Linked DNA regions of Homo sapiens: region 1 is linked to region 2. Evidence: read pairs that join two places in POLR2A ChIA-PET (ENCODE). Cell type or tissue: Panc1. All regions are shown on one strand. Links, peaks and the distances in the headings refer to the core of each region. The heading gives the core; the rest is flanking DNA.

The links. ChIA-PET counts read pairs that join two places held together with the same protein. Peaks named below come from ENCODE experiments on the same cell type or tissue, not always from the same donor. Only the 100,000 strongest peaks of a DNase experiment are listed, where the experiment ranks them.
Region 1: POLR2A ChIA-PET joins it to region 2 with 6 read pairs; 3 of 35 experiments call an interaction of 5 or more read pairs at or near these places.

Annotation. Positions count from the first base shown.
Region 1 is chr2:54,704,004-54,709,393 of GRCh38, forward strand. No RefSeq gene overlaps it. Among named protein-coding and RNA genes, the nearest start is that of EML6, 17 kb to the right of the region's middle. In Panc1, for the core only: CTCF peaks have their summits at 887 (motif pointing left) and 1,090; a DNase peak (open chromatin) is centred at 884; H3K4me3 peaks cover 623 bases.
Region 2 is chr2:54,908,726-54,914,115 of GRCh38, forward strand. It overlaps EML6 (EMAP like 6), which reads left to right. Exons shown (of 42, transcript NM_001039753.4): 25 at 2,229-2,317. Among named protein-coding and RNA genes, the nearest start is that of RTN4, 140 kb to the right of the region's middle. In Panc1, for the core only: no CTCF peak of the experiment used is centred there; no DNase peak of the experiment used is centred there; H3K27ac peaks cover 2,403 bases.

The DNA.
Region 1 (5,390 bases), core at 160-5,159, 200 kb before region 2:
TTTTGAATAAAATTGCTTATGCAATTTTTCATTAAGGCAAAAACTAACAATTCTGAGTGGCAATTAGAGTGACTCATCAATCAAATTATTTGATTGCATCAAAATGAAAAACTCAACAATTTGGCATTTTAAGCAATGAGTCCAAAGATATTCCAATTATATTGCTTAGTCCCCAGAGTATTTTTCCCCTTGTCTGGGATTGGCCAATACTGAAAACCATGCCTCTTCCTAAAATATAATGAAAGCTATGTTTTGAAGAGGCTTCTTAGGTCATCTAGACAGGGCCCTGTGATCCTGTGATGAGAGCTACCATTTATTGAATGTCTAGTGTGTGCCAGGCACTGTGCTAAGTCCTTTACATGCTTATTCTGCTCAGCATCATCCCCATTTTACAGATAAGGAAACAAAGATACAGAGACAGATGTTAGCTTGTCAAGTCACACGTCTGGTAAATAGTGGAGACAGGATTTGCACCAGGCAGACTGACTGTGGCTCCAGTTTCCCACTGGTTTTGGAGCTGTATTAAAACAAGCACCAGGATAAATAAATATGGGGGTAACTGTGCAACCAAAGAAAGGAACCTGAAGAATTGTTGACATGTGCAGCTCAAGATATAATCTGCTGTCCCAATTTTCCTTTTTCTACTCACTCTTTTTTTTCTATTGCTACTGTTGCAAAGCAAACAAGCTATCCAAATAGTCCACCTTTTAAACTAACTGTAGACTAAAAATATCATTTATTTATACTTTAAAAAATCTTGTAGATTTAGTAAAGGAAGATTTAGTAAAAATTCAATGAAGGAAGTATTTTCTGCTTAAACAGCTTGAGTTTACCTCTTGGTACACAAGATGTGGCCCTTTATTAAAGATATGGTCTTCTGTCGCCATCTTCAGGAAGAGATATAAATATCTCCTCTCTCGTGCTGTCAATTTTTAGTACATTCATGATTCAACCAAAGTTTGTTATATACAAAGAGATAAAAGCAGAATTAAAAAACATTTCTTAGTACATTTAGTGCACTAGTGGCCAGTATTTAAAGAGAATCTAAAAAGTAGACTGCAGTATAGAGAAAAAAGAGTATTGTATGTCAAAATGGGTTTTGACATTTTTAAGGAAAATTTGGGGTCTTCATCAAACTCTAACATTATTGAAATTTTTCTTAATAAAATATACCTGTAAGCTTTGTCTTGCTTTCCAAAGGTTTATGTCCAATGAGCAGAGGATAAAGTGCATCTTATTTCCTCCTAAGCTTATTTCTGCAGTCATGGAAGTTGCCCTTGCCTGGTGTTCTATAGAACATACTTAGATCTTGGCCCCAGAGAGCCTATCTTGTTCACTGATCTATCCCCAGCTACCAGCAAGATTTGTGACCCATCGTAGGCACCAGTAAACATTTGTCAAGTCAATGCTTTCCTTCTTGTGTTTTACAATGAATCATCCTTTACTGTATAACTTTGGAGATAACCTAGATTTAACCAAAAATGTTGGCCAGGCCCACCCAGCTTATCTTATCAGTAAGTGAAATGAGCTTTCTCTAAGGCAAGCCAGCCTCAGGATTAAAAAAAAAATACCCCCTGCTATTCACAGATCCTAAAATTCTGTTATGAAAAAGTCACCTTTTTGAGTGTTACCTTTTTACAATTTCCTACATAGGAAAATTAACTTTTTTTTTTTTTTTTTTGAGACAGAGTCTCACTCTGTTGTCAGGCTGGAGTGCAGTGGCACGATCTCAGCTCACTGCAACCTCCGCCCCCCAAGTTGAAGCGATTCTTCTGCCTCAGCCTCCTAAGTAGCTGGGATTACAGGCGCCTGCACTGCACCCGGCTAATTTTTTTTGTATTTTTAGTAGATACAAAGTTTCACCTTCTTGGCCAGGCTGGTCTTGAACTCCTGACCTCGTGATCCACCCGCCTCGGCCTCCCAAAGTGCTGGGATTGCAGGTGTGAGCCACCGCGCCCGGCCAGAAAATTAACGTCTTAAGTGCTGTTAACTCTAAGTTTGGCTGGACTCAGGGGAGCCTTAATTCCTGGGTTAAGGGATACCTTATCAGGAGTAGTACTACAGCAACTGTGGAAGGTGAGTGGTTAGGGTATGGGAAGAACATATTAGAATTTCTACATATGTCATCTTTAAAATGTCTTTGTTTTACATGACATTTAGGGTATATAACTCATTTTTTTTCTTTTTTTTTTTTTTTTTTGGGACGGAGTCCCGCTCTGTCGTTCAGCCTGGAGTGCAGTGGTGCGATCTCGGCTCACAGTGACCCCCGCATCCCAGGTTCAAGAGATTCTCCTGCCTCAACTTCCTGAGTAGCTGGGACCACAGTTGCACACCACCACACCTAGCTAATTTTTTTGTATTTTTAGTTGAGACAGGGTTTCACCGTGTTAGCCAGGATGGTCTCGATCTCTGGACCTTGTGATCCACCCACCTTGGCCTCCCAAAGTGCTGGGATTATAGGTGTGAGCCACCATGCCCAGCCATGGTATATAACTTATTAATACAGTAGTACATGTATATAATTTATTCTTATATATTTACACACACATCAGAGTGCTCACTAAAAATGTCTTATTAATAAGTTTGAAGATCACTGTTTAAAAAACGTGACTTTGGAGTCAGACCTACACTTGAAGTACAGCTCTTTCACCTATAGATGTGGGAAACTGGATAAATTCTTTAACCTCTTTAAATCTTTATTTTCTCTTTCATAAAATGGGAATAGTAATATTACTTTTGCAAGGTTGTGGTGAAAATTGAAGGAGTGGTCTGTAACGTATTCAGCCCTGGGCCTACAAAATATTAACAGTTCAGTAAATACAGCTGGCTTCATGGGGTTGTGTGTGATCTGTGTAGTCAGGGGCCTGAGTTCTGAGGTGGTTTGCATTTGGTTTAATGCTCTGCTATGGCTGCCTTGAAATTCTTAATAATTTTTGAACAAGGGTCCTGCATTTTCATTTTTTACTGGGCCATGTAAATTATGTAGCCAGTCCTAGTAAAGGGTAGCTTTTACTGCTGGCCTAGCTAAATTGCTGTTCAAGGTTTTTTAGTTCAGTTATCTAAAGGTTTGTACTCTTTGATCCACATCACTATTTAAGCTTCTTTAGGCTACACATGTTCCTTCTTTGAGGATGAGCATAATATTTTTTCTAATGTAATTTTTTGTTGGGATATAATTCACATGCCATAAACCTTACCATTTAAAAGGTAAAATTCAATTGTTTTGAGTTTATTCACAAGGTTAGCCAAGTCTCTTTATTTTATTGTAGTATTTTTAATTTTTTTGAGATGGAGTCTCGCTCTTGTTGCCCAGGCTGGAGTGCAGTGGTGCAATCTCGGCTCACTGAAACCTCTGCCTTCCAGGTTCAAGTGATTCTCCTACCTTAGCCTCCTGAGTAGCTGGGATTACAGGCGTACACCACCATGCCCAGCTAATTTTTGTATTTTTAGTAGAGACAGGGTTTCACCATGTTGGCCAGACTGTTCTCAAACTCCTGACCTCAGGTGATCCACCTGTCTTGGCCTCCCAAACTGTTGGGATTACAGGCATGAGCTGTCACACCCAGCCCTATTCTTTTTAAAGAGCCCTAGATTAGGAGTGAATTGCACTGATTCCACATTGTTTTCCCCACTCTTTGAAGCAGGATCTAATATATGATGTGTGACTGAATTATACTACTTCATGAAAATATATTGCCCATATCAAACTAATGCTATTAATGAACTGGCCATAACATTTTAGAGGTGGGAGAGATCCCAAAGATCATTTGGTCTTACTCCTTCATTTTATGGTTTAGTAAATTGAAACCTAAAGAGATTGACTGCTTTGTTCAAAGCTGCAAGGAAAGTGGTTAGAGCTGTGGTTAAACCCAGGTCTTGTTTTAATTTCATGTGTCCCTAGCTCTATAAATCTATGTCATTCTGTTTAGTGTTCACCTTTAGACAGCAGAACCAAAAACCTCACTAATATAGAAAATTAGGTATTTGCAGGTACCAGCAGCAGGGTTCAAAAGAGTAAATTTTTTAGTCTCCTTCCCTTTAGTAAAGTGGATATTTTCAGAAATACAGAATTTTGGGTGTCAAGCTATTTGGATAATCGTTTCTCTAGTTTTCCTCACTCTAGAACCCAACTATGTGATATTGAGGCCTTTATATTACCATTCATTGATGACATAATACTGTCCCTTCTGCGTGCAATTTTGGAAATTTATTCATCTATGCTGCATAATGGTAGCAATTTAATGAACTTGTAACATATTATTTAGCTCATTAAAGTCTTTGCATTTAAACAATGTTGATGCTTTTAAGGTTGTGAAGAAATCTTAGTTTAATGCAGAATTAGTTCTAATACATTCTAGAATTTTATCAGAAAACTTTCATGGCCAGGCAAACTAAAAACACAGTAACAGTAACTCAGGCAATCACACAGACTCATGCATAATTAAATCCTCCTTTTACATTTTTTGGGAGTCTTCTTTGAGAGGATATTTTAAATATTGATGTTGTGCAACTATAATTAATAATAAATATTTGGAGTGCTATTGATGACAGTGGTGGGCCTTCCGGAGCAGCCGCTGCCACCACGCTGGCTGCAGTGGGGAGGCGCAGGCGGTGGTGGCAGGAGCCGCTGCAGGAGCAGCAGTGGCGGTGGTGGGTGTGCCCCACGTCCCCTGTGCCCCGCGTTCCTGAGGCAGCCAACTGCACCACCCTCACCTTCACACAGCGGGGCAGGACCCACTCCCAGGTTTGGGACCTCCACTGGGGCCTCAACCTTGCTCCCGCCACGTCTTGGCAGCCCCCGAGCCCCCAGCTGAAGGCACAACCAGGACTCATGGGGCCGCCTGAGAGCGTCGGGTTTGTTTGTGCAGAGTTTGCAGGGGCTGCTGCGCCGCCTGCACCTTGCCTACCGCTGCTGCAGGCAAAATGCGGAGAGGAGGCTAGCAGACCCTGGAGCCCACCCCTGGGAGACCCCTCGGAGCCTGCCGTCCTGGGAGCCCCCATGGTGGGGCCAGGCCGATTCACCCACTGGCAGGGGAGCAGTACGGTGGGGCATGGAGGGACAGGCAGAGAGGAGCCTGGAGGAGGAGCTGGGCCCGTGGCAATGCTGTGTTCCATGGAGTCGGCAGGAGCCCCGCCTTCCCAGGGACAGCTGTAGCCGCCCAAGTCGTGGCTGTGGACCCAGGCCTCCCTGTGCTCTTGGGGGCCGGGAGCAGGCAGGAGCCCTGCCCTCCCAGGTGCAGCTACAGCCGCCTAGCCGCGGCTGCGGATCCAGGCATCTCCGCACTCTTGGGGGCCAGGAAGGCCCCCCTTTACCCCCGCAGCCTTGGAGGTGTCTGCTCCTGCTGCCTGGCTTCTCCCAGCTCCTGCTGCTCACTCTGATCTCGGAGCAA
Region 2 (5,390 bases), core at 259-5,258:
AAATGCCACCCACAGGCCCAAAGTCCACATCTCATCCCTGTAGGCACCAACTGATTCAGCCTCTCAGATTCCAGTTTACCAAGAGAGAACTTTGATTACCCAGCCCAGTGTGAGCCTGGCCCCTCCAGGATCAACATCTGCCCGCAGAGTATAAACATGACCGCGGGGGCAGTTCTCGGGGAAGGGGCATGTGCTAGATAGGGGACCCTACAAGCTGTCTACAATGCTACACAGCACTTACGGTACTTGTCTATGTGTTTAGATTCTCGAATATTTTTGCAATCATAAATTACTTCACTGAGAGATTTTTCTCATTTTTGGTTTTAAGTGAAGTATGATCTTTGAAACTATGGTGTAAAGTGAGTTGTTGGGATTTATCTGAGGATTACAGTCCTCTGAATTATCTTAGTATCTCATGGCCAAATATCATCTAAAATTAGCCATATTCAAAGAATGTGTTCACTGAATAACCGTCCACGTGCTTTGTCATTTGCAATCACTCTTGAGTGTCCTAAAAATAGAATTACTTTACAGATGTATTTAGTTCATCGGAAAAGTATTGGTTACTCATTTTCTTATAATTCTAAATAGTCAAAGATAACTAACTCCCTTTTTTCTTTTCTCACTTACATATATTCAGCCATAAAGTCAGAAGATGTGCCCATTTCAGGGTACACATTTTCAGATATATTTGCTCAAGTCAAGGAAAAATCCCCTAATCACTGTGTTATAATTCACCAAATTAGAAATGATTAAAGTTGTCAGTTTGGAAATGAGAGAACCTTATTTTTAGTCAGGTAGAAGTAGATCTACAACTTCTTAAGATTAGCCAAGCTAGGCTGAGCATGGTGGCTCATGCCATATAATCCCAGCACTTTGGGAGGCCGAGGTGGGCAGATCACCTGAGGTCAGGAGTTCAAGACCACCCTGGCCAACATGATGACTCTCTGTCTCTACTAAAAAATAGAATTAGCCAAGTGTGGTGGTGGGTGCCTGTAATCCCAGCTACTCAGAAGGCTGAGGCAAGAGAATCGCTTGAACTTGAGAGGCAGAGGTTGCAGTGAGCCAAGATTACACCACTGCCCACTGCACTCCAGCATGGGTGACAGAGCGAGACTCCATCTCAAAAAAAAAAAAAAAAAAAAAAGATTAGCCAAGCTAGATTTCAGATCAAGGTGGTGCCTATTTAAATGCTAAAGAACACGATCTAAACCAAAAAGTTCTTATTTTGGTATTATTTTTCTAAGAAAGATATTTCAAAACTACTAGATATACATAGTTATGGGAAAAAACAAAAGGAGAAATATTATGTATATGTATACTGAATTATTTATAGGTGAAATATTATGACGTCTGAAATTTGCTTCAAAATAATCTAGGGTGGAGGTTCATGAAACAGGGTTGGCCATGTGTTAATAGCTGTTGAGGCTGGACAGTGGGCATACAGGGGTTCTTTATACTCTTCTTCTATACATGTTTGAAACTTTCCATAATATTTAAAAAATGGCAAAAATACTGGAACATAAATACCTTGAGTCATTTACATTTTAAGCCTTACAAGATTGTTGCCATTGTAGGAGGAGAATTAGGAAATCTAACCTTTTTCAACGTCAAATCCAAGATTATAATTGTACATCAGACTGAAAGACTATTTTTGCCCAACATTTTCCTTGGGGAAAGTCCTGGATTTCTTTTCAAATGTTCAAGTAAGACCAGAGGGTGGGGAAGGAATGAGCATTTATAGTTTGTGTGTTCTGTTTCTAAACTTTAAAGGCAAATTTAGAACTCAGTCCTAAGTAAATGTGAATGCTCACAGTAAGTGTTTTATTTCTAATTGCCATAATCTTCCAATGACATAATTCTTGCCAACACAGTTTGCTGAGAGGCAACTGGGAAAAACAGGGGGAAAACTGATTTTTCTCAGGCTTTGGAAAACTATATTTTCAGTGCAGCATATCAATAAAACATATCAAGCTTTATTCTTCTGTTATTTGAAGGATGTTGAAGATCAAATATTATGAAGTCCATATTCTAAAAATCACAGCTTTGGGGTTTGTACCACATCATGTAATTGGCTGTACATGCCCTTCTGAATAATTCAAAATGTATTTACTCAATTTGTGAGACTTTGATTAAAATGAATCAAAATAGCACCCATGCTTCTCATTTTATAATAAAGAGATAAAGTCAGATTTTAATTATCTCTCTACTTCGTTCTGTCGTAACAGGAAAATTATTGCAAGTGAATTCAGGTGCCAGAGAACAACTTTTTTTTGAAGCTCCAAGAGGCAAACGGCATATAATAAGACCTTCAGAGGTAATAATCATACACAAAGATTTTTAAAGATATTTTGTGAAGATTTAATATGTGCATTTTAATAAAACCTATCACGTTAACCACTAATATGGGTTATATTTACTATACCTTTAAGTTTGATCGTGTCTTCAATCTGATTGCTTAATCTGGTTTCCAGGTTCCCAGAACATATGGATTTATCACACCACTGGTGTAGCAATGTACAGTTGGTGCTCTGCTTAATTTTTCTCTGCCTGAAGACAATGAATAAGCTAGCAATTTGGATGTTATATATTCCTTTTTCCATTTGACATGTCATTTTGTGCAAAGCTTTTTATGAACATATATTTTGAAACATGTTTTCTCAATGGTTATTTGTAATTATGAACATTATTATCTATAACAACAGAATTTTTTTTTTTTTTTGAGGTGGAGTCTTGCTCTTTTGCCCAGGCTGGAGTGCAGGGGCACCATCTTGGCTCACTGCAACCTCCCCCTCCCAGGTTAATGTGATTCTCCCACCACAGCCTCCCTAATAGCTGGGATCATAGGCATCTGCCACCACACCCAGCTAATTTTTTTATTTTATTTTTTTAGTAGAGATGGGGTTTCCCCATGTTGGCCAGGCTGGTCTCGAACTCCTAACCTCAGGTGATCCGCCCACGTCAGCCTCCCAAAGTGCTGGGATTACAGACGTGAGCCACCGTGTCCAGCCTGGAAATTATTTTTTGAGACAAAAACAATCTGCAATCTGACCATTGTATTGTATCAAACTGTTTTCTTTTTTCCATGTTTCCTCATGTCCTTAGCTACATACACGATTTTTTAGTTGCTGAAATCAAAGCCTAGATAAAATTTTTGAATCCCTAAACTAACACCTCTTGAAAGCTAGATGGCTTTTGTAGATGCGTACCTCTTTCAGGGTGTACACATAATGAGCCCTGGTCTAACTGTTGATGAGGATGAGGAAATATTGCTTCCTTAGAGGAAAAGGAGGTAAGGGTATGCCACTGAGTGGCAGGCATCTGCCTCTCCCTCGCTTCAGTTTGCCAGTATCTTAAACTGTCCCAGTATTGTAAGGTTCTCCCTAAGACATTTGGACACGTGTACATTTGCATTGTCATTGTTTGTAAAGGAAGTATATGTGTAGTACTTAAAAAATATACATCGTTATAGATCATGGCATTGTATTAATGGAAACTGTTCACTGAGAAATTTGATCTCACTCCCCTCCCCAATTCCAATTTATTTGTCTCTGATCCGTCCTCTTTTTAACTTTTTTATATGGAGAAACTTATGGCCTTGAGTAAGAGGTATTTTTAATTACGTCCTTCATTCACTGGTAATTTGTTGACTGCCAGATACTTTATACACCTTTATTTTTAATTTTAATTTCAGCTTTGATTTTAGATTCGGGGATACATGCATAGGTTTGTTTCATGGGTCTGTTGTATGACACTGAGGACTGGCATACAAATTATTGCATCACCCAGGTAGAGAGCACAGTACCTAGTAGATAGTGTTTCAGCCTTTGCCACCTCCTCTCTCTGCCCCCCAGGAATCCCCAGTATCTGTTGTTCCCACCTTCCTGTCTGTGTGTACCCAATGCTTTATTCCCACTCGTGAGAACATGTGGTATTTGGTATTCTGTTCCTGCGTTAATTCTCTTAATATAATGGCTTCTAGCTACATCCATGTTGCTGCAAAGAACATTATTTCATTATTTTTTATGGCTGCATAGTATTCTATGGTATATATGTACCACATTTCCTTTATCCAGTTGGTCACTGATGGGCATCTTGGTTGATTCCATAGCTTTGCTATTGTGAATAGTGCTGCAATGAATATATGAGTACATGTGTCTTTTTGGTAGAACAATTCCTTTTCTTTGGGGTATGTACCCAGTAATGGTATTGCTGAGTAGAATGGTAATTCTTTTTTAAGTTCTTTGAGAAATCTCCAAACTGCTTTCCACAGAGGCTAAACTAATTTACATTCCCACCAACAGTGAATAAGCATTCCCTTTACTCTTCAGCCTTGCCAGATTCTGTTTTTTTTTTTTTTTTTTTTACTTTTAATAATAGCCATTCTGAAGGGTGTGAGACAGCATCTTGTGGTTTTGATTAGCATTTCTCCAATGATTGGTGATAAACATTTTTTCATATTTGTTGGCTGCTTGTATGTCTTCTTTTGAGACGTGTCTTTTCATATCTTTTGCCCACTTTTTTTTTTTTTAAGACCCTTTTCTAAGGGTCTTGCTGTATCACCCAGGCTGGAGTGTAGCGGTACCATCACGGCTCACTGTAACCTTGACTTGCCGGGCTTAGGTGATCTTCCTGCCTCAGTCTCCCGAGTAGCTGGGACTGTAGATGCACACCACCATGCCCAGCTAATTCTTGTATAATAGTTTTAGTAGAGCCAGGGTTTTGCCATGTTGCTCAGGCTGGTCTCCAACTCCTGTTGCCCTCTTTTTAATGGGGTTGTTTTTTGCCTGTTGACTTAAGTTCCTTTTAGATTCTGGATATTAGACCCTTTTCAGGTGCATAGTTTGCAAATACTTTCTCCCATTCTGTAGGTTGTCTGTTTTCTCTGTCGATATTTTCTTTTGCTATGTGGAAGCCCTTTAGTTAATTAAACTCATCAAGTCTCACTTGTCAATTTTTGTTTTTGTTACAATTGCTTTTGAGGACTTAGTCATAAATTCTTTCCCAAGGCCAATGTCCAGAATGGTATTTCCTAGGTTTTCTTCTAGGATTCTTATAGTTTGAGGTCTTACATTTAAATCTCTAATCCATCTTGAGTTAATTTTTGTGTATGGTGAAATGTAGGGGTCCAGTTTCGTTCTTCTGCATACGGCTAGCCAGTTATCCCAGCACCATATATTTAACAGAGAGTCCTTTCCCCATTGCTTATTTTTGTTGACTGTGTCGAAGATCAGCTGGCTACAGGTGTGCAGCTTTATTTCTGGGTTCTCTATTCCATTGGCCTATATGTCTTTTTATACCAGTACCAGTCTGTTTTGGTTGCTGTAGCCTTGTAGTATACTTTGAAGTCCAGTAATACGATACCTCTGGCTTTGTTCTTTTTGCCTAGA